3 separate regions of the Mus musculus genome follow, and all the other regions are linked to region 1. Evidence: chromatin loops called from intact Hi-C (ENCODE). Cell type or tissue: gastrocnemius. All regions are shown on one strand. Each heading gives the region's core, and the rest is flanking DNA. Links, peaks and the distances in the headings are about the cores only. Region 1 holds the start of Pkig (protein kinase inhibitor, gamma). Region 2 has its middle 32 kb from the start of Ccn5. Region 3 holds the start of Ttpal (tocopherol (alpha) transfer protein-like).

Region 1 (10,723 bases), core at 1,894-9,893:
CTGGGGAGAGATTAGAAGGAAGGAGAAGGAAAAAGAAAAGAAAAAAGATCAATCAGCGGAGGTCTCTAGGAGAAGGAGCCTATACTCATCACTAGGTGAGCTCAGGGAGCCAGTTCTTAGTAGTTCTGAATCAGATGAAAAGGCTATTAGGGCCTGGAAGGCGCTCTCCCGAGCAGGTGAAGCCACTGCACAACTTAATAAAGATCATCCAGGGACCTCAGGAGTCCTTCTCAGATTTTGTGGCCAGAATGACAGAGGCAGGCTCTTGCAGCCTACAAGGTCTTATTGTCCACCCTGGAGTTGTAGATCAGGATTATAAAGGGGAACTTCAGGTTCTCTGTTCTTGTCCTCAAGTTGTCTTTTCTATATCACAAGGGGATAGAATAGCTCAACTAATAATTTTGCCAAGCCTACATGGCTGTTTTTTCCTTCCTCTGGTATTCCTTGAGCTGCCAGAGGGATTGGTTCTACTGAAAATGATTCTGATTACTTAATAATGCCTTTAGATTGTTGTCAAATTTTATCTACTCACGTAGGGGTAAACCCTCGTGGCGTCAGGCCATTACAGGTCTGACAAATAGATGTCACGCATATTTCCTCCTTTGAGAGAAATCAATATTTACATGTTTAGATAAGAAGAGATCACCTCCATACCTTAAATGATTTTCAAAAGCTGTTGGGAGATATTAATTGGCTCAGACCTTTTTTAAAGATTCCTTCCGCTGAGTTAAGGCCTTTGTTTGGTATTTTAGAAGGAGATCCTCATATCTCCTCCCCTAGGGCTCTTACTCTAGCTGCTAACCAGGCCTTACAAAAAGTGGAAAAAGCCTTACAGAATGCACAATTACAACGTATTGAGGATTCGCAGCCTTTCAGTTTGTGTGTCTTTAAGACAGCACAATTGCCAACCGCAGTTTTGTGGCAGAATGGGCCATTGTTGTGGATCCATCCAAACGTATCCCCAGCTAAAATAATAGATTGGTATCCTGATGCAATTGCACAGCTTGCCCTTAAAGGCCTAAAAGCAGCAATCACCCACTTTGGGCGAAGTCCATATCTTTTAATTGTACCTTATACCGCTACACAGGTTCAAACCTTGGCAGCCACATCTAATGATTGGGCAGTTTTAGTTACCTCCTTTTCAGGAAAAATAGATAACCATTATCCAAAGCATCCAATTTTACAGTTTGCCCAAAATCAATCTGTTGTGTTTCCACAAATAACAGTAAGAAACCCACTTAAAAATGGGATTGTGGTATATACTGATGGATCAAAAACTGGCATAGGTGCCTATGTGGCTAATGGTAAAGTGGTATCCAAACAATATAATGAAAATTCACCTCAAGTGGTAGAATGTTTAGTGGTTTTAGAAGTTTTAAAAACCTTTTTAGAACCCCTTAATATTGTGTCAGATTCCTGTTATGTGGTTAATGCAGTAAATCTTTTAGAAGTGGCTGGAGTGATTAAGCCTTCCAGTAGAGTTGCCAATATTTTTCAGCAGATACAATTAGTTTTGTTATCTAGAAGATCTCCTGTTTATATTACTCATGTTAGAGCCCATTCAGGCCTACCTGGCCCCATGGCTCTGGGAAACGATTTGGCAGATAAGGCCACTAAAGTGGTGGCTGCTGCCCTATCATCCCCGGTAGAGGCTGCAAGAAATTTTCATAATAATTTTCATGTGACGGCTGAAACATTACGCAGTCGTTTCTCCCTGACAAGAAAAGAAGCCCGTGACATTGTTACTCAATGTCAAAGCTGCTGTGAGTTCTTGCCAGTTCCTCATGTGGGAATTAACCCACGCGGTATTCGACCTCTACAGGTCTGGCAAATGGATGTTACACATGTTTCTTCCTTTGGAAAACTTCAATATCTCCATGTGTCCATTGACACATGTTCTGGCATCATGTTTGCTTCTCCTTTAACCGGAGAAAAAGCCTCACATGTGATTCAACATTGCCTTGAGGCATGGAGTGCTTGGGGGAAACCTAAACTCCTTAAGACTGATAATGGACCAGCTTACACATCTCAAAAATTCCAGCAGTTCTGCCGTCAGATGGACGTAACCCACCTGACTGGACTTCCATACAACCCTCAAGGACAGGGTATTGTTGAGCGTGCGCATCGCACCCTCAAATCCTATCTATTAAAACAGAAAGGGGGAATCGAGACTCTACCCCGAGTACCAAGAGTGTCTGTGTCTATGGCACTCTTTACACTCAATTTTTTAAATATTGATGCTCATGGCCATACTGCGGCTGAACGTCATTGTTCAGAGCCAGATAGGCCCAATGAGATGGTTAAATGGAAAAATGTCCTTGATAATAAATGGTATGGCCCGGATCCTATCTTGATAAGATCCAGGGGAGCTGTCTGTGTTTTCCCACAGAATGAAGACAACCCATTTTGGATACCAGAAAGACTCACCCGAAAAATCCAGACTGACCAAGGGAATACTGATGTCCCTCGTCTTGGTGATGTCCAGGGCGTCAATAATAAAGAGAGAGCAGCGTTGGGGGATAATGTCGACATTTCCACTCCCAATGACGGTGATGTATAATGCTCAAGTATTCCCCTGCTTTTTTACCACTAACTAGGAACTGGGTTTGGCCTTGATTCAGACAGCCTTGGCTCTGTCTGGACAGGTCCAGACGACTGACACCATTAACACTTTGTCAGCCTCAGTGACTACAGTCATAGATAAACAGGCCTCAGCTAATGTCAAGATACAGGGTGGCCTCATGCTGGTTAATCAACTCATAGATCTTGTCCAGAAACAACTAGATGTATTATGGCAAATAGCTCAGCTGGGATGTGAACAAAAGTTTCCGGGATTGTGTGTTACTTCCATTCAGTATGAGAAATTTACTAGGGCAGCTAATTTGTCAAAAAGTCTTTTTCAGTATATGTTACAGAATTGGACGGCTGAATTTGAACAGATCCTTCGGGAATTGAGACTTCAGGTCAACTCCACGCGCTTGGACCTGTCCCTGACCAAAGGATTACCCAATTGGATCTCCTCAGCATTTTCCTTCTTTAAAGAATGGGTGGGATTGATATTATTTGGAGATACACTTTGCTGTGGATTAGTGTTGCTTCTTTGGTTGGACTGTAAGCTTAAGGCCCAAACTAGGAGAGACAAGGTGGTTATTGCCCAGGCACTTGCAGTACTAGAACATGGTGCTTCCCCTGATTTTATATGCTTAGGCAATAGGTCGCTGGCCACTCAGCTCTTGCACCACCACGAGGCTAGTCTCATTGCACGGAATAGAGTGAGTGTGCTTCAGCAGCCCGAGAGAGTTGCACGGCTAAGCACTGCAGTAGAAGGGCTCTGCGGCATATGAGCCTATTCTAGGGAGACATGTCATCTTTCAAGAAGGTTGAGTGTCCAAGTGTCCTTCTCTCCAGGCAAAACGACACGGGAGCAGGTCAGGGTTGCTCTGGGTAAAAGCCTGTGAGCCTAAGAGCTAATCCTGTACATGGCTCCTTTACCTGCACACTGGGGATTTGACCTCTATCTCCACTCTCATTAATATGGGTGGCCTATTGCTCTTATTAAAAGGAAAGGGGGAATTGTTGGGAGCCACCCCACATTCGCTGTCACAAGATGGCGCTGACATCCTGTGTTCTAAGTGGTAAACAAATAATCTGCGCATGTGCCAGGGTAGGTCTCCGCCCCATGTACTCTGCCTTTCCCGTGATGTCAACTCGGCCATGGGCTGCAGCCAATCAGGGAGTGATGCGTCTGAGGCAAAAAAAGATAACTCTCCGAAATAAGGACAGGGGTTTCGCTTTCGTTTTGGGGATGATGAGGGGCTTTCGTTCTTGGGGCTTGGGGCTTGCGCTCCGGCTCCTGAAGATGTAAGCAATAAAGTTTTGCCGCAGAAGATTCTGGTTGTTGTGTTCTTCCTGGCCGGGCGTGAGAACGCGTTTTTAAGAGTCAACCATTCTCCAAAATGGCGACCTCAGACAAAGGCAGGCAGGCCTTCTCATAGGGGACTGAGAGAACTGTCTAGAAGGATTAAGTCATCTAACATTTCATTGGTGGGTGCTAGGGGATCACAAGAGGTCAGTGGTCTGCATTCCCATGTCATGCATGTTTAATCACAGGATGAACTAGGGCTGCCCAGTGCAGGTGGCCCATTCTGAGATAAGATATTTCCCCATCTTAGTGGCTGTCCCTAGGCTGTTCTTTGGGAGGGGGTTTTATGATCTTGTTCTGGATTTTATGGTCTGTTCCTGGAGCTGGTGTCTTAGGGCTTAGTTTCTGGGATTTATGGTCTGTTCCCGGAGCTGGTGCCTTACAGTCATTTTTGAAGTCATGCCTGGTCCTTACATGGAGACAAATGGGGTCTATGTCGTCCTTTCAAACCTTGGTTGCCATTTCTCAGGAACCAACCATCTTGTCTTTTGAGACAGGGTCTGCTAATGGGATCTGGGGCTCTCAGCATTTAAGCTAGGCTGGCTGGCCTGCACTGAGAGCCCCTGGTCTCTCTCTTCCCTGCACTGGGATTATAAGCAGATGACATCACACTCAGCTTTTTATATGAATGCTGGAGATCTGAACTCAGGTCCTCATGTTTGCACTTTACCAACTGAGCTATCCCCTCAGAAAAAAATCTTATCCCAAGCTTTCGATCACAGTTTCAGTGTCCAAGTGAGCATGCTCAGATCAGAGTCTGATCTCTGTTTTTTTTTAAAAAGATATTTAAAAAATTCTTTTTATTTCATTTCATTTCTTTTTCATTAATTTATTTATTCACTTTACATCCTGGTAATAGCCCTCTCCCTCCTCTCTTCCCAGTCTCACCCTCCTCTTCCTCTCCCCATTATCTTCTCTTCCCTTCTCTTCAGAGAAGGGAAAGCCCTCTTTGTATACCAACCAGCCCTGGAACACCAAGTCACAGCAGGTGCTAAGTATATCCTCTCCCGCCGCGTGTGGGAAGCCCCACCAGGCAATCCAGCTAGGGGAAGGAGATCCAATGGCAGGCAGCAGAGTCAGAGACAGCCCATGCTCCAGTTGTTTGGGGACCCACATGATGACCAAGCTGCACATCTGCGACAAATGTGTAGGGGAATTTTATTTTATGTGTATGAATGTTTCGTCTACATGCATGTCTGTGCACCATGTATGTGCCTGGTGCCCACAGAGGCCAGAGGACATAAAAATCCCCTGAAACTGGAGCTACAGACAGCTGTTAGGTATCATGCAGTTGCTGGGAATTGAAACAGGGTTTTCTGGGAGTGTGATAGGTCCTCTTAACCACATAGCCCCAAGTTAGTGATATGTTTGTTTGTTTGTTTGTTTGTTTCGAGACCGGGTTTCTCTGTGTAGCCCTGGCTGTCCTGGAAGAAACCACTCTCTCAGTCATTAATGACACTTTCCATTTCCCCTGAGTGGTCTAGCTTGTGTGACAATTTATATGTGACTCTCCTATAATAACTAAGGAACTTAAGGTGTACCAAGAACTCCTTAAATAGCTTAAGAAGCCATTCTGACCTAAAATGCAGGAGAATCCTAGGGGCCTACAGGCCTTCCCTATGTGAGACAAGAAGAGGAAACAGGACATTGCTTCTGTGAGGTAGTCAACCCCTTTGCTCTGGCTTCTGTAAACCTGCTTATGGCTCTGGGACTGGGATGAGGCGGACCCTTTCCCTCTGTACAGTGGGATGAGAAACAACTGAGAGGAGGAAAGCCAGTTCTTCCCCCAGCTGTGGGTTCCACCAAGCATGAGATAACTGTGATGCCCACTGCTGATGTCCATCTTTGTAAACCCTTCCTTTAGCCACTCCTTGGCAAGGCAATCTTTTGATTTGGCTCTAAGGCTGCCATCCAAGGCTGTGATTCTGTTAGTGGTAGCAATCAACTGATTTAATCTGAATTCAGATTTAGTCTAATTCATAGTTTTTCCCCCAAGTGGATACGAGCTCCACACCAGCTAGGAGCACCCTTTGAACTTAGGGTCCCTTATATTTGCAGGATTTCCCCCAGGAAACCTAATTGCTGAATATGAATTAATTATTTCCCATGCTGAAATTAATTCTGGTGTTTAAATTTTCGTGCCCCCCCCCCCAAAAAAAAACAAAAACAAAAAACTTTTACTTTTTTGCCACACCCCTTCGTTTCAGAGATTATGACAGAGGAATTTGTCACTCCACATCAATTTTTCTAGTCTTTATTTTCAGTCAGAGGGCTGGGCTTGTAGCTCAGTAATAGAGCATGTGTACCACCATCAAAAAAGTAATTAAAAAAAAAAAAGCTACATCTGGTGGCATAAACATCCGAGGGACAAGCCCTCACCTAGAGCCTCGATGGCCTCCATGCTCATCTTTCACTGGCCACCTCTCTGGAGAGCTAAGACCCCAGCCTCAGGACCGCTTTCCTTCCTCCGCCCATTGCTCCCAGTCGCGTCCCTTCCCGGCCGCCGTAGAGCAAGCGACGCGGGAGTTCGGCAGTCGCGTCGCCTAGGCAACGGCTCGGCGGCGGGCTGCGGGCGCCAGGCGGCCCCGGGGAGGCGCTCGCGCCGGCGGCCGGGGCTCTACGAGGCGACAAGGCGGCAGGTAAGCGGCGGTAGAGCGGGTGAACGTGACCCGGAGAGGAGCGGTCCGCCGGGCGACCGGCGAGGAACGGGTCGCGGGGACGCCAGGCAAGGACAGAGGGCCGGACCTTTGTCCCTTGGGCCCGCGAGCTGGCGCCTGCGACGCCCTCTGACCCCGGCCGAGTTCGGGTGGGTGCGCTTTCCGCTTTTATTCCTATGTATCTCTGGAGCCTCACTCGAAAGTTTTCCTTTTAAATAGTAATTTTTAAAAAGCTCCTATTTTATGAGGGTTGGTCGCGGAGTAGCTAGGAACTGAAGAGAACGTCTGCGTGTGTCGCTCTTCGTTGGTGGTGGTGGTGGGAGGTCGGCGAGATCGGACTTATTTCTGAGTCAGTTTTCTCACCTGCACAATGGGGATAATAATACCTGTCTTATAAGATGATCAAAACGTGTTTTTATATTTAAAATCCTCACTACATGGGCGCTTTTCTTGTTACTACTACGAGGAGCATCATTGAGTATTTATTGAGAACCAGGGCCTGGGCTGATCGCCAGCGGTTTAAAAAAAAAAAAAAGTGAATGAGACGTCTTGTCCTTAGGGAACTCCACTCCTGCCCGTAGGAAACTGACCTATGGACTGGTTTTTGGTGTAATTTGAGCTATGGTTTTACACGTACAGGAAGCTGAATGCAGTGGAGGCTGTTGTAGACCTTCAGAGGTGATCAGAGAGAGAGGATTACACTAGAAGGTTACTTCCAAAAGGAGGTATGTAGCTTGCCTTTTGTCTTGGCCAGAAGACTAGTCTGGTGTGTGTGCCTAGTGTTAGGAAAACGGTGCCTTGAGGAGACAGCCAAACTTCTAGAGACTCTCCCAAGAATTTCAGGCTGGAAGGGAGTCCAAAAGGTAGCAAGAGTGTCTACTTGATGTTTGAAGGATAAGCCTCGGCTCTTCTTGACAGACTTTTTTTAGGGTCGGAGGTGGCGTTATGGGTAAAGTTTTAGGATGTTTGCTTTTTATTTTTTGTGAACCCTCAAGGGATTTGTTTGTTTTAATACAGGATTTTGTGGCCTACAGTCTGGTCTTGATTAATGCTGCTGTGTAGCTGAGGCTTTGCCTTGAACTCCTGACTCTCATGTCTCTGCTCCTGAGTTTGTGAGCTTGCAGAGGCGTCTAATTAGAAGCGGGTGAGCGTGTGCGCATGCGCTTCCGCGATTCTATGCGCGCCCTTGATCAGAAGTAGACCTCTCACCCTCTTTGGTCTCCTTGCTATTATTTTTTGCTTTGCAGCCAGTTCTTTATGGCGATTCAAAACAAAAAAAAAAACAGATATTGACAATTATCTTAGACCTTTTTTTCATTATTAAAACTACATACTCGCTTTAGCAAGATTAGAGGTTTCGGGGCAGGCGAGATGGCTCAGTGGTTAAGAGCACCGACTGATCTTCTGAAGGTTCTGAGTTCAAATCCCAGCAATCATCTGTAATGAGATACGATGCCCTCTTCTGGTGTGTCTGAAGACAGCTACAGTGTACTTACATATAACAATAAATCTTTAAAAAGAGAGAGAGAGAAGAGGTTTCTTTAGCTTACAGTTCTGGAGATTCTTGGAGCCCACTTCTGACCATGTTCTTTTTATGGCAGAGTCCTGAGAGGGCTCAGCTTGTTGAGCATATCACAAGATGGGGAGTTCAAGGGTTCCTCTTTTTGTGATGTGGGGGTCGAAGAGACCCTTGTCCACAGCAGGCAGGGGTACTGCCTCAGAGCTGTTTACCCATGACCTTCTCTCAGGCAGTTCCAGGATCCAGTTACAACCTCTGACCTTATCTGATGCTGCCTTCTTCCTCTGGACACTATGTCAGTGTGGTTTCCCCTGTCTTCACTCACCATCTGAAGCAGAAATGTCAGCATGTGAACCCTTGGGACGTGCACACAAACTACATCTAACCCATAGGAAGTGTGAGGTGCCAGGCACTGGGCAGAGCTGGATGAGAAAGCTGGTTCTTATCGTGGAGATCAGGGCCTAGTTGGGAAATTAGGCTGGCAGTGGCAGTGTAATGGGAGGTGTTGCTGGGTGTTTCTGATCAGGTGAATACAATCTAGTCTGGAGGTTGGGGGAGGGAGTAGTGAGAATTAGCTCTATCTGGAGAGATGGTGAGAATGGAAAAAGACAGTATTTTACAATATTGAAAAGCAATGTCAAGCCGGGCATGGTGGCACACGCCTTTCATCCCAGCACTCGGGAGGCAGAGGCAGAGGCAGGTGGATTTCTGAGTTCGAGACCAGCCTGGTCTACAAAGTGAGTTCCAGGACATCCAGGGCTATACAGAGAAACCCTGTCTCAAAACAAAACAAAACAAAACAAAAGCAATGTCACTGAGCCCAGCGTGGCACCTGCCTGTCTTTCCAGCAGTTGGAGGTGGAGGCAGGAGGACCAAGAGTTTAAGCCCTGGCTCCAGAACAAGTTCAAGGCTAGGCTGGGCTGAATGAGACCTCATCTCAGCATGCACATGCACACACAAGTTTATTTGTGAATTTGTTTATTTTGAGACCTTGTTTTGTAGGTCAAGCTGGCCTAAAACGTACAGTGGCTCCTCTGCCTCTGCCTCCAGAGTACTAGAATTAAAGGTGTGCTACCACACTGGGCAGTATTAGTGTGTTTATGGAGGTGAAAGCAGTTCACTTCAGCTCCAAGAGGAATGTCAGTGCTGAGCAGCTGTGGTGCTTCACACCTGCAATCCAGAACTCAGAGGCTGAAGCAGGAGGGTCAGGAGTACGGGGCCAGCCTGGACTCCATAGCCAGGCCCTGTGTCAACGAAACAACCCGCTCTCTTCCCCCAAACCCCAATAATACTGGAAGATAATGAGAGATTTTTAAAGGCCCAGGCTGCTGCTTTGCAGTCTTGGAAGAACCATTCATTTAGGTGACACCAAGAAGAAATGGCTCTGGAAGTAAGAGGAAACCAAGAATGTGTGGTCAGGTGGCCAGCAGCTGCAATTAAAGTCAGAAGGTTCCATCTGAATAAATCAGTTCCAAGGTCACTAGAGCCCTGACTGAGCAGATGTGGCGAAATGGCGGGGGTGGAATCTCTAATGTCCCAGCTTCCAAAGCTTCAGTGTAATGGATCAGTGGGAAGAGGTAAGAGTGGGATGTGAGAAGACAGAGCGGAGGCAGCTCCCTGCAGGGTGGCTGTGGAGGGAGGGGGAGGCTGGAGCCCGACTGAGAGTAAGGGAAGGGTTTTCTTTAAAGCATGGGAGACAACTTAACTGCAGTTGGCACAGAGCTGGTGGGAGGAAAGGCTGAGAAGACCTGGGAGTGGAAGGGAAATGCGATAGCACAGCCGTCTCAGGAAGGCAGGAGTGGAGAGGCTCAGGCAGAGAGGTTGGTTATTGCCAACAGAAGTGCACCAGTGGCAGGCACCAACCACAGACAAAAGGTGTTCGTGTGGAGCGCAAACGATGCTCTCGTTATTGGCAGGTAGCAGGATATTTCAAACTAGTCTATGAAGTGCTTGTCATGCACTAATCTCAATATAACCTTGTCGTATGGGGCAGGTTTCTAGGGGTTGAACTGAGTGCCTTGTGGGTTCTAGGCAAGCACTCTATAATCCCTCAATGATATAATCATTATAAAACCTTTATGAGACAGGTTCTGTTATGATCATCGGTTTATGGATGAAACTATGGTAAAATGCTTACCCCAGATCAGGGTATATTTGGGTTCTGTGTTTTAGTTTGCTGAGGAGTCCAGACTCATTGTGTGTGTGGTGCGTGCACCTGTGTGTGCAGGTGTGACGTTCTACTCCATCACTCTCTGTCTTTCACTGAACCTAGAGTTAGGTTGGCAGCAGCAAGCCCCAGGGATCCCCTTTCCTCCATCCTCCATAGTGCTGGGGCTACAGGCACGCACAGCCATGCTTATTTCATGTACGTGTATATGTATGTATGTAGGTATGTATGTGTGTGTGTATGTGTATATATACCTGTATATGTAGCTGGACTTGTGGGCACCATGTGGCTGCTGAGACTGAAACCTGGGTCCTGAGTAGAGTAGCGGCTGCTGTAACCTGAGCATCCCTCAGCCCTGTGGTCTACTTTCCTGTGGATGCTGGAGGTTCCAAGCTCAGGTCCTCCTGCTTGGGCAGCTCCCCACTCAGCTTTTACTCTTGGTCACAACCTGGATGCTG
Region 2 (10,723 bases), core at 1,198-9,197, 130 kb after region 1:
CAAAATAATCTAGGTAACTCTTATCGTACCCACCCACTCAGAGGTGTAATCTACAAAGTCCCTGGGGGTTTTCATATCCAGCTTCTCAGAAGCGTTATCTACAGTGGGAGCTGAATACTGCATTGCTCGGGGTGTGGTCTCCAAAATCAGTGCTTTTAAAACATACCAAGAGTCCATGAGGATAGAGGGCTTATCCAGTTTTTGTTCAGTGACAATGGTCCTTTATTTTTCTTTATCGTGTATGTGTGTATGTGTGTGTGTCTGATTGTGTGTGTGTCCGTGTGTGTCTCTCTGTTTGGGTATGTCTCTCTCTGTCTCTCTGTGTCTCTCTTTCTGTCTCTCTGTGTCTGTCTGTCTGTCTGTCTGTCTGTCTATCTCTGTGGTCTGTGTGTCTGTGTATGTCTCTCTGTGTGTACATGGGTTTATGTGTGTCTGTGTGTCTCTGTGTATGGACATCTTGAACTCTACCAGTTTTATCTCAGCCCTGTCATGGCAGCCTCCTAGCCGGTGGACATTCTGACCTCATGGTCTAATCAGCAGTTCTGTGACAAAGCTGTTGAGAGCACTGGACAGAGCCTGGAGCCAACGCATACTGTGTTTTGAGCAGTAACACAGTTTATTTGCCTTTTGTCCCCTGTGGCAGTCCTGAGCTGGTTCAGACATCTGTTTTAAGCAGAAACTCTGGGTCCGAGGAGAACTCTGATTCTCTGGGGCTTTGGGAGGGGCCGCTGACTGGCCAGTGGTTCCCAAAGGAGCTGCCCTGTTCTGTCACCCAGATATAGTGCAGGAAAACTCAGCTTTCCCCACATCCTCAATGATTCTTGTTATGTCTGTCTTGGCTGTGGCAGTCTCCATGATAGGTAGCTTGTTGTGGTTTTGATTGACATTTCCTTGATGGCCAACTTCTGTCTCCTTCATGTCCAGGTCATAAATCCTGGGACAACCTTTCCTTATTTGGAACTACTAACTTAACCCCTCTCTCTCTTCTCTCTGTCTCTGGCTCTCTCTCCCCCCTCTCTTTCTCTGTCCCTCTCAATCTCTCTCTCTGTCTCCTCTGTCTCTCTCTATTTCTCTGTCTCTGTCTCTCTCCAAGATTTATCTGTTCATGCATTTTAAGTATTTAAGTATTCTGTCATCATACATACCAGAAGAGAGACTCAGACCCCATTACCTATGGTTGTGAGCATCATGTGGTTACTGGGAATTAAACTCTAGACCTCTGGAAGAAGAGACAGTGCTTTAAACCATTGAGCCATCTCTCCAGATCCCTCTCCCCGCTTTTAAATTTCAGTGGGAAAAGATGACTGAGGCATCCCCAGAGCATGCCTGAAAGGAGCCTTTCCATGGAGACAATTATTTACCGGCTTTGAAGCACTGCAAAGCCCCAGTGTTCTGATCTCTAATAATCACAGAGACGGGGTAGTTACATGACAACACCTATGCATGGGAATAAAAGTGGGGTGAAGATATATTTATTCAATGTACACTTAGTCATAGTTAAAGAAGCACGTTAAAGAGGCCGAGGAGACCGTGCCTGCATGAGATGCTGAGTTCAGTTCCCAGTACCCACGTAGTAAGATGGTTGTGCAGTCATAATCCCAGCTCTTGGGAGGCAGAGAGATCCCAGGGGATCACTGCCCAAATTGGCAAGTCCCATGTCCAATGAGGAAATGTGACTCAGAAAGGAAGACAGGTTGACTCTTGGGGAACAACAAACACCATGCTTTGTCCAAGCACATGGCCCCAAGCAGTCATGGACAGTGGCCTCTGACCCCATTTGTGAAACAAATTGAGTTTCCTATTGTACTGGCTAGTTTTGTGTCAACTTGACACAGCTGGAGTTATCACAGAGAAAGGAGCTTCAGTTGAGGAAATGCCTCCATGAGATCCAACTGTAAGGCATTTTCTCAATTAGTGATCAAGGGGGAAAGGCCCCTTGTGGGTGGGACCATTTCTGGGCTGGTAGTCTTGGGTTCTATAAGAGAGCAGGCTGAGCAAGCCAGGTGAGGCAAGCCAGTAAAGAACATCCCTCCATGGCCTCTGCATCAGCTCCTGCTCCCTGACCTGCTTGAGCTCCAGTCCTGACTTCCTTTGGTGATGAACAGCAACATGGAAGTATAAGCCGAATAAACCCTTTCCTCCCCAACTTGCTTCTTGGTCATGATGTTTGTGCAGGAATAGAAACTCTGACTAAGACACCTATCTATGACAAAACACCCGGCAGAAACAACTCAGAGGAAAGATACGGCTTCAGAGGGTCAAGTCCACTGTGGTGGGGCGGAGCTGGCAGGGCTGAGCAGCTCCTCCGGGAGCACGGAGAGGAGAAATGCTATGCTCCCACTGCCTGGGGCTCCCCCATTGTGGGATGCTTCCACCCACACTCACAGTGAGCTTCCCACTTCTGTTGGTCCTCTCTGGAAAGGCCCCCAGCTGTGCCTCCTATCCAAGTGAGTCTGTCACATTTAGGGACGGCAGGAAAAGTGACAGTCCAGTGGTAAATGTTGACCTGATGGAAAGCCACAGGAGTAAATATGACATTCCTCTACCTACAATCAGTAGTGTACTAGCTAGTTTTGTGTCAACTTGACACAGCTGGAGTTATCACAGAGAAAGGAGCTTCAGTTGAGGAAATGACTCCATGAGATGCAATTGTAAGGCATTTTCTCAATTAGTGATCAAGGGGGAAAGGCCCCTTGTGGGTGGGACCATCTCAGGGCTGGTAGTCTTGGTTCTATAAGAAAGCAGGCTGAGCAAGCCAGGTGAGGCAAGCCAGTAAAGAACATCCCTCCATGGCCTCTGCATCAGCTCCTGCTCCCTGACCTGCTTGAGTTCCAGTCCTGACTTCCTTTGGTGATGAACAGCAGCATGGAAGTGTAAGCCGAATAAACCCTTTCCTCCCCAACTTGCTTCTTGGTCATGATGTTTGTGCAGGAATAGAAACCCTGACTAAGACAAATAGCTTTTCTTTTCTTTCAGAATAATATGTGTGTGTGTGTGTGTATGTGTATTCATTTTTGACAAATAATTTTCATTGCCAATCTACCATTGTTAGGGATGAAAATCCAACAGATTCCTAACAGGCAAGTTGAAAAACCAATAATAAACAACAACAATAAACTGACTCTAAGGCAAGGTGGTGTGTAAAAACACCTTAACGGGTGAGGGAACAAGGCAAAAACGCAAACACAAATAATTAAGATGCAAAACAAAATAAATGTTAAATGAAAAACTGTCTCATGTGAGAAAAAAATACAACCATAAACCAAAACTCTCAACACTTGGTTGGGTCCAGCACGTGGGAGGTAGAGGTTCCAAATCCCAGGCCAGAAACAAAACAAAACAAAACAAAAATCCCAAATGGGCATGATGGGGCCAGGGGGATCAGGAGTTGGAGGTCACCCTTAGCTACGTTAAGTCTGGGGCTATCCTAGGGTACATGAGCCCTCTCAGTAAAAGAAAAAAGAAAGCTGCAGCCAAACATCTGGAGAGTTGGGAGTCAGGTATAGCCCTGCAGAGTCTGAAAATGGCCCTCTCTATAGATTCAGGAACCCATGGTGATTGGTTCATTGTGTGACTTGCCATCTCCACCTTGGTACCCAGGTTTCCAGGTAGAGACTGAGAGCTTCCTCTAGACTGCCAGAGCTGCCAGCATCCTGGGGACGTCAGCGTCTAAGGAGGACTGCCTCTGGACCCTGAGCTTGTGACACTAATAAAGGCAGCTGTGCTCCCTGACCGGAGGGAAGGTCTCCTCTGGACACTGTAGGAATGCTGGGCTCTCCGTCCTTGCTTCAGGCAGCGGTGATGAAATATCTTGTAATGGTGGAATGGGAGGCTGGGCTGGATTCCTGCTTGTATCTGCATCAAAGGAGCCAAGTCTCAACGTGCCCTTTCAGGTGAAGCCTGGTTGGTGGCCAGGGCCTTACAAGCCTCACCACCAGGCTAGGGATAGGAAAACATTTGGAAGTGTTTCATTAGCTCTAATTGCTGCTCCCAGCTGTAGCTTGATGTTGATAACCTTGGACATGACAGGTGAGGATACAGAGGTTCCTTGACTATATCCCAGGGCAGGTGTTGATACGTATATTGCATAGCAAAGGAAGCCTAGGCTCAGAGAGGTCTAGGCACCCATACAGACAAATGTGAAGAGCTGGCTTCAGAGGTCAGCTCTTTGCCCACACCCAGTGCCCCAGGCAGTGGTATGCAGCCAGGGAGAGGACTTGTGCGCTCTGGACTTGATGAGCCAGCAGCCTTCTGAGCTCCGGAGTTCAGAAAACTTATATGGATTAGTGCAACCAATCCTCATCACTTGTGGCTGGCTCAAGGGACATGGGACAGTTACTGTATCCTTGGCCACTAAGAGCCACTTCTGAGCCAGAAAGGAAGCTATGCTGATTGTGCCCATGAGGACATTCTAGCTAGAGCAGGGCAGGTTAGTGATGTCTAGGGGGCCCTCTAGTGGTCAAGAGAGCAAAGCTCTCACTACTTCCAAGCTGGGAGTCCAGGTTCAGATCAAAATTATAACAACCCCATTAGGCAAGAGCTGAACGTCAAAGAGAATCAGGCCCCATGGTAGGGGTCAGACAATGTCAGATACACTCCTCTCACCCAGCGCCTCCAAAAAACCATGGCAGTGGGCTTCACTGGGTACCCTTGGGAAGCAAGAGTGTTTGCACTACCAAGTGTCCTCTGCTCCTGGAGAGGGTGAGACTAGTGCCGCAGATGTCACTGAATGGATATGGTGTGCCTTACCTGAAGTTGGGGGAGAGGCCAAGCCCCTGCTGGCTTGGGCATGGGGAAGAGTTAGTTATACAGGTGCGAACATATCTGTATCCCTCTTGTCTATGCCCTTTGCTGGACAGTGAAGGGGCCATTCCACAGAATAGGAAACTGGGGTCTAAACACTTGGTGGATAACTGTGGGGTCATGGAAGTACAGCCATCCATCTGTCTCCTTTCCCATCTTTGGACTCTTGCCTTCAGAATGCCAGCAACCCCAGGCATCCTGTGGCTTGCCCTGGCTATCCATCACATCCTCTAAATATGCCACCGCCTAAACACTCACCCCACAAGCCTGTGAGTGGCAAGAAAGGTCATTTCCATTTGACAAACAGTTGATGCTGCTTACCTGGACTCTAGAGACCCTCTACTGGGATCCCAGCTGCCCCAGGCTCCCTGCTATCCAGGTCAGTATTGTGAAACTCACTTTGACCAGCAGGGGGTGGCATGTACTCAGAGATAACACCCAGTATCCAGCATTATGTCCGGCAGAATCCACAGGCTGGTGAAGTACCAAGCCTTCACCCATCCCAGGCTCCAAGAGGGCCTGAGGAGCAAGGAGAGAGGTGCACACAAGTGAAAGGCAAGCTGATGGTCCACAGCCAGACGATGCCATGCCTGCGAACACAAAAAAGACTCCACCTTGTAAGAGATCTGTATGTTAGCCCTGTTCTGCCCAGGTGGTGTGTTTAACCAGCAGGCAGAGCTACCCAGGATGGGATGGACGAAGGCTGATAAGCTTGGGAACCGAATATTCAGCATGTAATGGCTGCCCAAGTGTTATTAGACGCGTTCTCACGACCGGCCAGGAAGAACACCACAGACCAGAATCTTCTGCGGCAAAGCTTTATTCTTACATCTTCAGGAGCCAGGGTGCAGGAAGCAAGAGAGCAAGAAGCAAGAGAGAGAGAAAACGAAACCCCGTCCCTCTTAAGGAGCATTCTCCTTCGCCTCGGACGTGTCACTCCTTGATTGGCTGCAGCCCATCGGCCGAGTTGACGTCACGGGGAAGGCAGAGCACAAGTAGTCATAAGATACCCTTGGCACATGCGCAGATTATTTGTTTACCACTTAGAACACAGCTGTCAGCGCCATCTTGTAACGGCGAATGTGGGCGCGGCTCCCAACATCTCCCCCTATCCTTTTAATAAGAGCAAATAGGCCACCCATATTAATGAGAGTGGAGATAGAGGTCAAATCCCCAGTGTGTAGGTAAAGGAGCCATGTACAGGATTAGCTCTTAGGCTCACAGGCTTTTACCCAGAGCAACCCTGACCTGCTCCCGTGTCGTTTTGCCTGGGGGAAGGGAACTAGGACACTGAACCTTCATGAAAGATGACATGTCTCCCTAGAATAGGCTCATATATGCCGCAGAGCCTTTCCATTGCAGTGCTTAGCCTTGCAACTCTCTCGGGCTGCTGAAGCACACTCACTCTATCCCGTGCAATGAGTCTAGCCTCATGGGATATAAGAGCTGAGTGGCCAGCGACCTATTGCCTAAGCATAGATAACCATATATCAGGGGGAGCACCATGTTCTAGAGCTGCAAGCGCCTGGGCAATAACCACCTTGTCTCTCCTAGTTTGGGCCTTAAGCTTACAGACCAATCAAAGAAGCAACACTAATCCACAGCAAAGTGTATCTCCAAATAATATTAATCCCACCCATTTTTTAAAGAAGGAAAATGCTGAGGAGATCCAATTGGGTAATCCTTTGGTCAGGGACAGGTCCAAGCGCGTGGAGTTGACCTGAAGTCTCAATTCCCGAAGGATCTGTTCAAATTCAGCCATCCAATTCTGTAACATATACTGAAAAAGACTTTTTGACAAATTAGCTGCCCTAGTAAATTTAACATACTGAATGGAAATAACACACAATCCCGGAAACTTTTGTTCACATCCCAGCTGAGTTATTTGTCATAATACATCTAGTTGTATCTGGACAAGATCTATGAGTTGATTAACCAGCATGAGACCTCTCTGTATCTTGACATTAGCTGAGGCCTGTTCATCTATGACTGTAGTCACTGAGGCTGACAAAGTGTTAATGGTGTCAGTCGTCTGGACCTGTCCAGACAGAGCCAAGGCTGTCTGAATCAAGGCCAAACCCAGTTCCTAGTTAGTGGTAAAAAAGCAGGAGAATACTTGAGCATTATACATCACCATCATTGGGAGTGGAAATGTCGACATTATCCCCCAACGCTGCTCTCTCTTTATTATTGACGCCCTGGACATCACCAAGACGAGGGACATTAGTATTCCCTTGGTCAGTCTGGATTTTTCGGGTGAGTCTTTCTGGTACCCAAAATGGGTTGTCTTCATTCTGTGGGAAAACACAGATAGCTCCCCTGGATCTTATCAAAATAGGATCCGGGCCATACCATTTATTATCAAGGACATTTTTCCATTTAACCATCTCATTGGGCCTATCTGGCTCTGAACAATGACGTTCAGCCGCAGTATGGCCATGAACATCAATATTTAAAAAATTGAGTGTAAAGAGTGCCATAGACACCGACACTCTTGGTGCTCGGGGTACAGTCTCCTCAAAAGTTCCCCTCTTCTGTTTTATAAGATAGGCTTTGAGGGTGCGATGCGCACGCTCAACAATACCCTGTCCTTGAGGGTTGTATGGAAGTCCAGTCAGGTGGGTCACGTCCATCTGACGGCAGAACTGTTGGAATTTTTGAGACGTATAAGCTGGTCCATTATCAGTCTTAAGGAGTCTGGGTTTCCCCCAAGCACTCCATGCCTCAAGGCAATGTTGAATCACATGTGAGGCTTTTTCTCCGGTTAACGGAGAAGCAAACATGATGCCAGAACATGTGTCAATGGACACATGGAGATATTGAAGTTTTCCAAAGGAAGAAACATGTGTAACATCCATTTGCCAGACCTGTAGAGGTCGAATACCGCGTGGGTTAATTCCCACATGAGGAACTGGCAAGAACTCACAGCAGCTTTGACATTGAGTAACAATGTCACGGGCTTCTTTTCTTGTCAAGGAGAAACGACTGCGTAATGTTTCAGCCGTCACATGAAAATTGTTATGAAAATTTTTTGCAGCCTCTACCGGGGATGATAGGGCAGCAGCCACCACTTTAGTGGCCTTATCTGCCAAATCATTTCCCAGAGCCATGGGGCCAGGTAGGCCTGAATGGGCTCTAACATGAGTAATATAAACAGGAAATCTTCTAGATAACAAAACTAATTGTATCTGCTGAAAAATATTGGCAACTCTACTGGAAGGCTTAATCACTCCAGCCACTTCTAAAAGATTTACTGCATTAACCACATAACAGGAATCTGACACAATATTAAGGGGTTCTAAAAAGGTTTTTAAAACTTCTAAGACCACTAAACATTCTACCACTTGAGGTGAATTTTCATTATATTGTTTGGATACCACTTTACCATTAGCCACATAGGCACCTATGCCAGTTTTTGATCCATCAGTATATACCACAATCCCATTTTTAAGTGGGTTTCTTACTGTTATTTGTGGAAACACAACAGATTGATTTTGGGCAAACTGTAAGATTGGATGCTTTGGATAATGGTTATCTATTTTTCCTGAAAAGGAGGTAACTAAAACTGCCCAATCATTAGATGTGGCTGCCAAGGTTTGAACCTGTGCAGCGGTATAAGGTACAATTAAAAGATATGGACTTTGCCCAAAGTGGGTGATTGCTGCTTTTAGACCTTTAAGGGCAAGCTGTGCAATTGCATCAGGATACCAATCTATTATTTTAGCTGGGGATACGTTTGGATGGATCCACAACAATGGCCCATTCTGCCACAAAACTGCAGTTGGCAATTGTGCTGTCTTAAAGACACACAAACTGAAAGGCTGCGAATCCTCAATACGTTGTAATTGTGCATTCTGTAAGGCATTTTCCACCTTTTGTAAGGCCTGGTTAGCAGCTAGAGTAAGAGTCCTAGGGGAGGAGATATGAGGATCTCCTTCTAAAATACCAAACAAAGGCCTTAACTCAGCGGAAGGAATCTTTAAAAAAGGTCTAAGCCAATTAATATCTCCCAACAGCTTTTGAAAATCATTTAAGGTATGGAGGTGATCTCTTCTTATCTCTACCTTTTGGGGCACAATCTTATCTGGGGACACCACAGAGCCCAAGAATTGTCCTGTATCAGAAATTTGGACCTTTTCTGTGGCTATCTGTAAACCCCACCGACTTAAAGTTTTAAGTAGAAAAGGATATGCCTTTTGTAGCATGGTAAGGTCTTTATGGCACAGGAGGATGTCATCCATGTAAAGGAGCAAAATTAAAGAGGGGAATTGTTCCCTCACTGGCAAAAGAGCTTCTTGTACATAAAGTTGACACATAGTAGGACTATTGGACATTCCCTGTGGTAAGACCTTCCATTGATACCTCTTATCAGGTTCCATGTGATTAATAGAGGGGATGGTAAAGGCAAATCTGGGCCTATCCCTTGGACACAAAGGTATAGAAAAGAAACAATCTTTAATATCTATAATAATTAAATTCCAGCCACGTGGTAAGGCGGAAAGTACAGGGAGACCCCTCTGTACTGGGCCAAATAAGTTCATTTGCTCATTAATGGCTCTGAGGTCATGGAGCAGTCTCCACTTTCCTGACTTTTTCTTAATTACAAAAATTGGAGTATTCCAAGGTGAGGTAGAGGGTTCAATATGGCCTAGTTTTAATTGTTCCTCTACCAGTTGAATCACAGCTTCCAGTTTTTCAGAGGATAGGTGCCATTGAGGAACCCACACTGGGTCCCCTGTTTTCCATGGTATGGGTCGTGCTGCCCCAATGGCCGCTAAGGAAAACCCAGACCCTGTCTGTCTTGGTTTCCATTAGGTGAGATGGGCTCTATCCTTCCCTGTTCTTGATGTCCTAACCCTTTTCCTTCTTTATAACCCATCTTTGCCATGATATTTTTTGCTTTAGTTGAATACCCTCCCGATGGGGTGTTTTCATTGGACAAAATAAGGCCCAAATGCTGCATAATATCCCTTCCCCAGAGGTTAACCGGGAGTGGGAGCACATAAGGTATGAATTTCCCTTGCTGCCCTTCAGAGGATTCCCACGTCAAGGCAATGGAGCTTATAGTGGGACATGATTGATATCCTAGGCCCTGTAATGAATGAGATGACTCTGTGGTGGGCCATGCTTTGGGCCACCAATGTGTAGAGATTATACTTTTATCTGCTCCGGTATCAAGGATGCCTTCAAACTCTTTTCCATTAATCTTAAGGCGGAGCTTAGGTCTATCATTTAAAGATACAACCAAATAGGCAGAATCATTTCCTGAGGAGCCCATTTTCTTTATCTCAGGTCCTGCAGATTTCTCCCTGGTATTATCAGGGAGGAGCAGCAGCTGAGCTATCCTATCTCCTTTACTAATAGAAAAAACGCCTTTAGGGCTTGAGCACAGGACCTGTATTTCAGGGGAATGTTGACAATCCATAACTCCAGGGTGGACTACTAAGCCCTGCAAGGTGAGTGAACCCCGGCCGAGAATAAGGCCCATGGTTCCCGGGGGCAAGGATGGTATAGGCTCCACCGGCACCGGCTGAATACTCATTTGAGGCATTAATAGGAAGTCGGAGGCGGCACGCAGGTCCACCCTTGTGGGTCTTCCTGGGTCGCCTCTCTGACTGCTTCCTGGGTCCTGACAAACCGGTTCCCATATCTTTGAGGGCCCTGGGACCGAGGGCCCGATGACCCGTTTTTTGGCACATCAGTTGATTGACTATCAGGTGGGGGAAGGACTCTGCCCTTTATATCCCTCACAGAGCGACACTGGTCAGCTCTATGATAACCCTTGCCACACTTAGAGCAAAGAGTGAGAGTCCCTCCCTGTTTATCTGGAGCTCTGCAATCTTTCTTAAAATGCCCAGGCTTTCCGCAGTTAAAACATGTCCTCTGATCATTTCTGCTCATGGAGCGGTTTTGGGATTGA
Region 3 (10,723 bases), core at 985-8,984, 55 kb before region 1:
ATAAAAATAAAAAAATCTTTTTAAAAATGTCAAGACAAGCATAACAGTCATAACTGTAACCACCTTGGAGGTATGATAGGAGAATCAGGAATGCGGGGTCATCCTCAACTACATGTTAGTTCAAGATAGTCTGCGACACATGAGTATATCTCAAAAGCAACAATAATGACAATTAAATAAAAAAAAAATAGAGGGTCCAGCAAGATAGTTTGATCAGTGGAGATGCTTATTGCCAAGTCTGTGGACCTGGGCTTGACCTGGACTTGACCTGGGCTTGACCTGGACTTGACCTGGGCTTGACCTATGTTGGTAGAGAACTAACTCCTGTGAGTTGACCCCTGACCTCCACAAATGCACTGTGGTATGTGTGTGCTAACACACACACACAAAATAAGCAAACATAATTTTGAAAGAATATAGTTTGTTGTAGGGTGTATCGCTCATATCTGTAGTCGCAGAACTTGGGAGACAGAGGCAGGAGAACTGCTGTAAGTTTGAAGCTACCATGTTCTACACAGTGAGTTACAAGCTAGCCAGAGCTACAGAGCAAAACCCTGTCTCAAAAACAGGGGTGTAAATACCTGTGAGCTGCATGAATATGCTTATACATTGCTTTTAAAAAGAAAATAGTCCCTTGAGTCGTGCCACCATCTCCAATATAGACAGCTGAAGTAGATACAGCTGGAGACAGCTCTGGTGCTCCAAGCCATTGTGGCACACTGGCAAGGAAGCTCAGAGAGGCCAGGATGCAGGGAAAGCTGACCTTTGGTGACCTTCTGATCTGGAGCGGGTGATCACAGCTAGCAGACATTCCGAGTCCCAGTGGACCAGATCTCTGGACATCATTCCTTGGAGTTCCCAAGGGGCCCCTGCACAAGGCTCACAGCTCTCCTTGTGCACATGGCAACGGGTCCTTTCAATGTGATGTTCCAGATCGGTTACTTCTGGCTGTCCAAGACAGGCAACAATACAGAAACTCAAGTCTCTGCTCACCTATTTAATTGTAAACGTGGACAGCTTCTGGCCCTTCCTTGATCCAAGCCTGTCTTTCAACCTCTGAAACCAAAGAGACAAGCGTGGTATAGTCTCTAGAATGAAGTAAAATTTGCGACTACACTGACATTTGGACTTGACTCTCATCTCGGATCCTTTCTGAATTGGAATGTCCTATTCTGTAAAGACCATCTCTCCCATTGTTTTCAGTATAAGCATTATAAGGATATATATCTATATAGATATATATCACATATATATCATATATATTATATATCACATATATATTATATATAAACATATACAGAAGGATATATACATATATGGGTATATGTTACATATATACATGTATATTTAGATATATTATATGATATGAGCCTAGTGCCTCATTGTCTACAGCTGCTCAACATGAGAAAACTCTCCTGTTTTGTTTGTCTGACACCCTTCTGCCATCTCTAAACTTTCACTCAGGAAGGCTGACCATCCTCACCAAGCTCATCTCCCCCTACTGTCAGCATCTAGAAGTGCAGGCTGGGCTGCCAGGGCCACCGGTAAACTGTTCATCTGGAAGAGAGGTTTAATCTCAACACCTGGGCCAGCAGGGCTAAAGCTTTGCTCCAGAAGCCTCCTACTATTTGTGCAGCTTGAGAAAAGTTATTTTTGTCTTATGAGCTCATTTAATCAGCTTTTTTGTTTTGTTTTTGCTTCTGAAGACTATGTTAGTTACCTTTCTATTCCTGACAAAGCCACTTAAGAAGGGAAGAGTTGGTGGCCAGCAGTGGTGGCTCACACCTTTAATTCTGGCATTTGAGAGGAAGAGAGAAGTGGGTCTCTGTGAGTTCTAGGCTATCCCGGTCTATGTAGTGAGTTCCAGGATAGCCAGAGCTCCTGTCACAAACACACACACACACATACACACACACAGGAAGGAGGAAGAGTTTATTCAGGCTCACAATTCAGGGTACAGAGGCCATCATGAAAAGCAGCACTTAAGGTAGCCAGTCATATTGTGTTCCAGTCAGGAAGCTTAGTGAGAGAAGTGAACAAAGGCTGCTGCTTAGCTGCCTTTCTCCACAGTCCAGGATCCCAACCAGGGAATGATCCCAGCTAGTCTTCCCTATTCAGTGAGCCACAGTTAAGGCAAATTCCTATAGACATACCCAGATATCCACTTCACGGGTGATTCTAGAGCCTATGAATTTGACAGATAACACTAACCAGCCCAGGGATCCAGATGTTTGGGAGCCTGAATAGATTGGCCAACGTCATATAATTTGAATTAAGATTAGTAGATTTCGGTGGATGAATCATGTCCTGTCCCCTGAGATGTCCTCATCTTAGCCTCTGTAATTTGTAAATATCTCATGGGGTCAAAGAGATGTTATAGGTGTGCTTAAGGATCTTCAGATGGTGAGACTATTCCAGGTTCTCCCAATAATGGGCCCAATGTAACTGTAAACATTCTTATAAGTGAGAGGCAGGAAGCTGGAGGTGACGTGTCTCCTGATCTTTTCTACTCAAGAGGCTGAAGTGGGAGAACTGAAAGTTCAAGACCAACCTGAGTAAGTGTCTCAAAAACAAATCTTTGAAACAGGGTCTTACTCATGGTCCTGACTGGCCAGCTGACCTCAAACGCAGCTGAGGTTAAAGGCGTGCATCACGATGCCCAAATTTCTCAAATATTTGAACATGACTTTTGTAAGAGACATGAGCATTCACACTTATGATTCCAGGACTTCCAAATGTGACACAGAAGGATTGTGGACTTGAAGTCAGCCTAGATTACATCAAGTTCTCTCTCTCTCTCTCTCTCTCTCTCTCTCTCACTCACACACACACACAAAGAGAGAGAGAAAGAGAGAGAGAAAGAGAGAGAGGGAGAGAGAACACAGAGGGGGTATTCAGGACTCAGTCAGTTGCCGTTGTGACAACAGAAGCAAGATGTCGGAGTGATGTGGGGAAGACCATGGACCAAATAATACCAGTAGCTCAGTAGCTTCTGCAAGTTGGAAAAGAGAACCAGTACCCAGAGAGACAGCAGCCTTCCCAGCTCCCCGGTGTCTTTAGCAAAGCAACAAAATACATTTGTGTTATTTGAAGTCACTATGTAGTAATTTGTTATAAATGGAACAGGAAACTAACACTTAGATTTGGGCGGGGGGGGGGCGCGGACGGGGGACAGGACACCTATTTAAATGTGAGTTTCTGAGAAACAAACATTTCTAAAGTATGTGTCCCAAATGTTACATAAGGAACCTAGTCTTAAAAATAGACCTTTGTTTATCTGAAATTCAAATTTAACTGAGAGTTCTATATTTTATTTGGCAGCCTAGAAGCTGGTGACTGGAGAGAAGGGAGGACTGCAAGTCTCATGACTTGTAACCTGGGGTGGCGGCACACACTCACTGTCTCAGAAGACAAGGCGCAAGAGTCATGAGTTGGGGGCCAGCTGGTCTACAAAGGCACCCTCTATTAAAAACAAACAAAACAGATAAACATAACTCAGAATTCCCAGGGTACCTCGAACCCCTCTCACATATTTAGTTTGACATCTGGCAAAATCCATTGTGTCCTTATGTCCTTGAAGGTCACTTCCCACCACTCTAGGACTCCACTTATTCATAAGGTAGGGAAAGGATGAGGGACTTAAGGTTATCCCTTTGAATATGACATTTTCTTAGACCGACGAAATTTCTCTCTAGAAATGGTCTGTTGTCCTTATTCTACCTAAAAGAGATTTGCCTCGAAATTACAGTTGCACAAACCATGGGTATGTGTGGTGAGGCTAGTAAATGGGTCAGATGTGGAGTTAATAAACTCCTTTTCAAACTACTGCTGTCTCGAGACAACATTGTGAGCCCCAGAGCAGGAAACAAGTAGTTTCTGAGTCGGGGTCCAGGGCAAGAATCGTTATTCACGAAGAAATAGAGGCGAAGAGGCTAGTGCACTTGGCCAAAGCGGCTCAGCTGATGGCATACTGACACAGGCAGCCAGTCCAGACATCAGCTGAGGACAGAGTAGTTCTGCAAATGATAAGCCTGAGGTCTAGGTCTGAAGCTGGTTTCTGCATTGATTTGCCGCTTCTCTAGAGGTCACAGCAGGCAGGGGGATTGAAAAAAAAAAATATATATATATATATAAAATGAAAATAAATAAATAAAAAGACAATTTAATGAGAAAATGATGTAGAACACTAGGCATATGGCAGTGTGTTCCAGCTTCCCTCCCCGAGGCCTCAGTTTCCCCACCCGAAACCCAACTCAGCTGCACAGCCGGGGCCACCAGGTGGTGTCAAGCCCCAAGTCAGCACTACAAAGTTCACTCATGCGCATTCCCGGATGGGCGCCGCCTACACGCGGCTCGAGCGTCACTTCCGGCGCGAGGGCCGGGCCGGCCGGCCGGGGAGTGCGGGTCTGTTCTGCGCGCGCTGCCAGCCGAGGCTCCTGCCGCCGTGACCCGCGCTCCGCCCGCCGCCGGGCTGGTGAGTGCCCACGAGCCCGGGTGTGCGCCGAGGGGCCAGAGATAGGGACCGGAGAGGGCGAGATCGCCGGAAGTGGGCCAGAGGGGCGGGAGACCCCAGGAAATGGGGACACCTGGGGAGGGGGCGAAGACCGGAAGTAGGGGCCTTGGGACGCTGTCAGCGGCTCGCAGGTCTCTGGGGCTCCGAGAGAGATGGCTTCCTGCCTCCTGTTGTTGTGGACGAGAGGGGATGCCCCGGAGAGAGAGATGGCTCCAGGTGGGGAGGGTGTCAGGCTTTATTTCCTGTCCATCACGTCGTTGTCGAGGCTGACAGCCACTGCTGAGCCCTTGGGGATACAGCAGGAAGCTGCAGGTGGAAGATAGAGATGATGAGACCAGGGTGGGGCTTGACCCTTCTTCGCTCTGCCTCACTGGACAGGGCTTGCCGTACTTCCCCTGATGTTGACGGAGTGCTGTCGCGAGCCGGCACTGGGTCTTGTGGTGACTCCACAGGCAAGTTCTCTGGCCTGTAGTGATGATTCACATTGTAGGAGGTCAGTTCCCTCCTTTGTAAAGTGGCAACTGACGATAATCAGCACGCTCAGTTATTGTGAAGATGAAATGTGGAGCCGACAGTGTAGTTCAGTGGGAGAGTGGTGCCTTGCATGTGCAAGGCCCTGGGGTTTATCTCCAGCAACAAATGCCCAGGAAGAAATAAAGAAACAGATGTACAATGGGGAGCTTGATTCAAAGCAGAACCCTCAGCCTGTAGGACCTCTTTGCATCAGTCCATGATGTAAACCGCACGAGGCAAGGCGTTATTGTTTTCTGCTGTGTCCCTAGCATCTGTCAGCACAGTGCCTGACAGGTACAGGAGGCCATCAGTAATTCTTTGATAAATGACTGGGTGGGAACTGACCCAGAAGAGTTCCTTGTAGACACCTGTGACACTAAGTAAAAGTTTCTAAAGACGAATAGGAACCCAGGGCTGTAGAAACCTGGAGGAACTCACCCTGAGGAAGGGGGCGGGGGGGGGGGGGGATGGAGCGGGGATTTACAGACTAGATCCCATCGCAGTTGGGCCTTGGCAGCTAACATGGAGAGAAGCCTTCATGCAGAGAGTGTCAGATGTGTGAGATAGTCTAAGAATGTGGATTATTAGTTTGTCCTCCCTGGTAAATGGAGGAGAGAAAGGAGAGGGCCTTTGGGGCTAGTTCTATAGTCTGTGGCACCGCGGTCAATCTCAGGCAATGAATTAGGATTCTAGGCACCTACCTGTTGGAAACAAGTTGCCATGGAAACAGCCCAGGGCAGATCCCGTGAGATCAAGATTGTCCCATCCCTTGCTCAGCACACCTCTGTAAAAGTACATTAAAATAAAATATTTATGATGTGGGACCTATATGTCTTATAGCTTTTTAGGTGCTACATTCAGGTTAATGCACAAGACCTGACTATCACACACTGATTACCTACACACATGTCAAGAATGGGAGATGTGCTAGTCCACAGAGCTCACACCCAAGCAGCTCAGACAGTCAGGAGTCAGTTCACATACACTGTCCCCTCTCACCTGGATTGGTGAACTTTCTACACCAGTGGTTCCCAACCTGTGGGTCGCGATTCACAAAGAGCATTGGAAAATACAGATGCTGACATTGTGATTCATAACTAGCAAAATGATGAAGTAGCAATCGAAACACTTTGATGGCTGGGGTAACCGCAACATGAGCTGTATTAAAGGGTCACAGTGGTAGGGTGAGAACCTCGGCTCTAGGTCATCACTTCCCTGCGGTACATGTTTAAGATGAAAGTTACTTCTCACTGGTACTTTCTGCGATGTGTAGGTGCTCATGGCATGGTACACACCTGGAGCTCAGAGGTCAGCCTTGAGTCGGTTCTCTCCACTTTTACAGGGGTTTTGTAGATTTTGGAAAGTTCATTTCTATGGTTTGAACTCAGCCAGGCTGGGGCTTCAGGTGGGCCCGCCATTCCACACCCCTCATGCATACATGAGACAACCGAGTGGTCCTTTTGAGTAGAAATCGGATCATGTCAAACCAGCTCTGCCTTTCCTCTCTCAGCACAAAAATTTGAGGTTCTCACTGGCCTACAGCGTCCTGACCACTACCCGCCAGTAGGCCTCTGAATTCATCTACTTTCACCTTGCTTCCTTCACTGGGCTACACTGGGTGTCTGGCTTCTCAGAAAAGCCAGGCATTTTCAGATACCTTCACCCGACCATGGGATGTGTTTGGCATATCCTGTCTTCTCATTTTTGCTCAAGTGTTAACCTACGGGAGCCTTGCTGCCTGACTGCGTTATTTAAAATTGCAAACCTAATCCCACCTCCCACTCCTTCTTCATAATAAAGGAATGGCTATTATGGTTAGAAATGTCTCCTATCTCCACTGGGCTCAATGAAGTGGGAATTTTTTCTTTACACCTACAACCCCAGCACCTGGAAAACCAGGTGCATCCTAAGTATTTGAGATTTGTTGGATGCCTGTGTGTCATCCACTCAGGACTTAGGGTGAATCTGTGCGGGTTGAGATGAGCCGGAGGAAGAACATGCCATTGAGAGGGACCAGAATATGCACAGAATGAGGATATAGCTTTAGAGGTTGGAATCTGAGAGATGGAGTGGGCAACCCTGAGATTTGGAGGGAGTAGCCTGTTCGGCCACTGGCCGCAGTGGATCAGGAATTTAGCCAGGGCGTTACAGGTATGTACACGAACTCTGAGATGGCCCTGCTTTTCTTGTTGAGCGTGGGATGGAAGATCAGTGTCCTATGAACGGAGGCTTAGGCTCTGCAGCCAGGGAGTCCTGCGGCTAGCTTATTCCCAGGACACCTTGGGCAGCTGTCTTTTGTTTTCCATTCAGTAGTGAGTGAGTGCAGGCTTGCCCAATATCAAGCCCTAGTACCAACAGACGGACAGGCAGTGTGTCGAGTTTATTGGAGCGCCTGCATAAGCAAAGGGAAGGGAGATGACAAAGGAAGAGCCTTTGGTCTGTAATGCAGGTCTGGCCCCTGTGAAGGAGCTTTAGGCAGGAAGAATCTCTGAGAGCAGGCCAGGCCCTGGAAGAATCCAGCTAGAGAGACAGAGAACTTGAACCACCGTTGCCTCTTGGAGGTACCCACTTCTCTCTTGGCCACTCACTGACTGGGGGAATTGGAGGCTGTTTGTACAAAGCCTAGCCGTAAGTGGATAGTGCTGAAGGGACAACAGCCAGGCCCCTTGATTCTATGTCCTTAGCAGCAGATCTGACACATTTCTATGATCACTGTAGTAAGTTACATTGTAAAAATAAAATTCAAGCAAGCTGAACATGGTGTCACATGCCTGTGTAATCCCAGCATCTAGAGGCTGAGACATGAGGTCGGCAAGTTCTAGACCATGTTGAGCTACATAGTCTCAAAACAAACACCAGTATAGTTAAAAAAAATTCTCTTAAATGTCCAGTTGTTCAGATCTATTTCTTAGAGGTAACTGCTGATAAATTTTTTTTAATCTCCTTCCACACAAATCTGATTGTTTTCTGTATTCTCTTCTGGCTTTTTTCTCCTTCATGTCAATTCATGAAGATCTGTGTCTGACTGTCTCTTGGTCTGTCTGTCTGTCTGTCTGTCTGTCTCTCTCTCTCTCTCTCTCTCTCTCTCTGTGTGTGTATGTGTGATGTCAGTGTTGGGTGTCTTTATCAATTATTAATTCGGATGGGACAAGGTGGGGCATGTTTATGCCACAGTGTAGATATGGAGATCAGAGGACAACTCATGGGAGTCAGTTCCCTTCTTCCACCATGTATGTTCCAGACATCAAACTCCCATTGCTAGGCTTGCTGTCGGGTGCCTTCATTCACTGAGCCATCTTGCTGGCCTTCCAGCTTATTTTTTAAGACAGTCTAATAAGCTGGAGCTCACTTATTTCACGAGTCTGCTTGGCCAATGGGCTTCGGGGATCCTCCTGTCTCTACCCTCCGCTTCCCCAGCGCTGGAGCTACAGACGCACAGGCAGCTGTCCCTGGCATTTGTGTGGATACTGGGGACCAAAGCAGTGGTTCGCTCACTGAACTGTCTTCCAGCCTAGTCTTGAATCTCAGTACTGACAAACTGTTCTCTAAAAGAGTTCAGTGTATATTCTCACCAGTATTTTTTTTTTTTTTTGGTACTGGGTTTGAATCCCAGGGTTGCTTGCTGTTTGCATTCACATTTGTGTAATGAGCCTCTATTTAGACTCTTCCAAGAAGACATAGTGTCTCACTGTTGGATGTGACTTAGGTATGTGACTCAGATCACGACCATTCCTCCTAGGGACTCACCTCCCTGAGTTCACATCGGAAAACTTCCCGTCCCTCGGGGTCCCATGTAAGCCATGACTCACCTTAAAAAATTACATGCATACACATATATGTGAGTTCATGAATATATACATGCCAAGGTGTCCCTGGAGAGGGCACAGAAGACGAATGGGGTTAATTCTTTCAGCTTTCTGTGGGTTCTTGGGATCAGACTCTGGTCTTTAGGGTTGTGTGGCAAAAGTTACCTGTTGCACCATCAACTGACTCACTCTCTCTCTCTCTCTCTCTCTCTCTCTCTCTCTCTCTCTCTCTCTCTCTCTCCCCTCCCCCTCTAGAGGCAGGGTCTCTCTGTGTAATAGCTGTGGCTGTCCCAGAACTCACTTGTAGAGCAGGCTGGCCGTGAACTCATTTAGCTTCTCCTGCCTCTGCCTCCTGAGTGCCGGGATTAAAGGCACGCACCACCACCAGTGGCTTCACGCTTCACCTTCTTAATCTCACTTGTGGCCTGTGTGTCAGCAGGGACCCTGATAGCTAATGTCAGAAGAAAGTGACTCTCTGAGAACCAGCCCCTCTGTGGCCTCACTCTCCGAAAATGAGCTGCCACTGCCTCCACCGGACCCTCCCGGCTACGTGTGCTCCCTGACAGAAGACTTGGTCACCAAAGCCAGGGAAGAGCTGCAGGAGAAGCCCGAGTGGAGGCTGCGGGATGTGCAGGCCCTCCGAGACATGGTGCGGAAGGAGTACCCATACCTGAGCACGTCGCTGGACGATGCCTTCCTGTTGCGCTTTCTGAGGGCCCGAAAGTTTGATTATGACCGGGCCCTGCAGCTGCTGGTCAACTACCACGGCTGCAGGCGGAGCTGGCCAGAGGTCTTCAGCAACCTGAGGCCGTCAGCCCTGAAAGACGTTCTCAACTCTGGATTCCTTACAGTGCTGCCCCACACGGACCCCAGGGGCTGCCATGTCCTCTGCATCCGACCAGGTACTGGGGAACGTGTGCTCTCTCTGGGATGGGTCTTCACCCCGTTTCCTCTCATAGTCCCCTACTTCTTTGTTTTAGTGAAGGGTCTTTCCTTTTTGGTTTTAGCTTTTTTAAACAGCCCAGGCTGACCTCAGACTTACTGTGCAGCGGAGGATGACCTTGAACTCCTGACCCTCTTGCCTCTCCCTCCCAAGGGCTAAGATTTTAAGTATGTATCACTGTGGCTGGCTCCAAAGCTCTTTTGACTTTGACTACCTGAGGACAACAAGCCTTGACCTAATGAGGCAGAAACAGCTCCCAGATCTACTGCACCAAAGAACATGGACCCCAGGGCACGGGCCTCCAGCTCTGTCTGTGCTTGGCACAGATAGCTTCTTCATGCTTTTCCTCCAAAAGGCAGCAAAGCAAACTCTGGCCCCTCTCAGTTCTCAGGCCACCTGACTGCGCAGTGAGCTTCTGTCAATCAAACTCAAATTTCCTCAGGAGAGAGTGCGGTGGGTTCAGGAATCTGCTCTTGGCCACAGACACAGGCACGCCCTGCCCAGCCCCTCCCAGCGCCTCCTCTCAGTGGGCTGAGTACAGACAGGTCTAAGTGAGCCAGTGTGGGCTGGACAGAGCCTGGAAAGGCGCCTCTTCCCTGCCTCCCTCCCCCTCCTCTTCTCCGTTAGGTTAAACCTTGACAAGAATCACTATATTTTTACCCTTTTCATTTTAGTGCTGGGAATGTAACCCTGGCCCACACCTGCTGGACAGGACTGTACCACTAAGCTGTGATCAGAACCCCTTGATTCATTCACTGGTACCAGAACTTCATAGTGGTTCTTGGTGTAGCTTTCTTTTTCTTCTCTCTCTCTCTCTCTCTCTCTCTCTCTCTCTCTCTATATATATATATATATATATATATATATATATATATGTATATGTATATACACATATACATGTATATATATATATATACCTACTTATTGAGAAAAGGGATCTCTATGTAG

Evidence for each region. Peaks named below come from ENCODE experiments on the same cell type or tissue, not always from the same donor. Only the 100,000 strongest peaks of a DNase experiment are listed, where the experiment ranks them.
Region 2: it touches region 1 in a loop (2.9-fold over the local background); 3 of 42 quality-filtered maps call a loop at or near these places.
Region 3: it touches region 1 in a loop (5-fold over the local background); 6 of 42 quality-filtered maps call a loop at or near these places.

What each region holds. Positions count from the first base shown.
Region 1 is chr2:163,651,932-163,662,654 of GRCm38, forward strand. Pkig (protein kinase inhibitor, gamma) reads left to right here and starts at 6,455. Exons shown (of 4, transcript NM_001039391.2): 1 at 6,455-6,561. In gastrocnemius, for the core only: CTCF peaks have their summits at 3,583 (motif pointing right) and 6,523; DNase peaks (open chromatin) are centred at 6,460 and 7,071; H3K4me3 peaks cover 2,642 bases; H3K27ac peaks cover 3,753 bases.
Region 2 is chr2:163,783,473-163,794,195 of GRCm38, forward strand. No RefSeq gene overlaps it. Among named protein-coding and RNA genes, the nearest start is that of Ccn5, 32 kb to the right of the region's middle. In gastrocnemius, for the core only: CTCF peaks have their summits at 4,470 (motif pointing left) and 5,191 (motif pointing right); DNase peaks (open chromatin) are centred at 4,440 and 5,212.
Region 3 is chr2:163,597,941-163,608,663 of GRCm38, forward strand. Ttpal (tocopherol (alpha) transfer protein-like) reads left to right here and starts at 4,374. Exons shown (of 5, transcript NM_181734.3): 1 at 4,374-4,474; 2 at 9,272-9,734. The coding sequence starts at 9,287. In gastrocnemius, for the core only: CTCF peaks have their summits at 1,510 (motif pointing left) and 4,261 (motif pointing right); DNase peaks (open chromatin) are centred at 1,513 and 4,368; H3K4me3 peaks cover 1,776 bases; H3K27ac peaks cover 2,823 bases.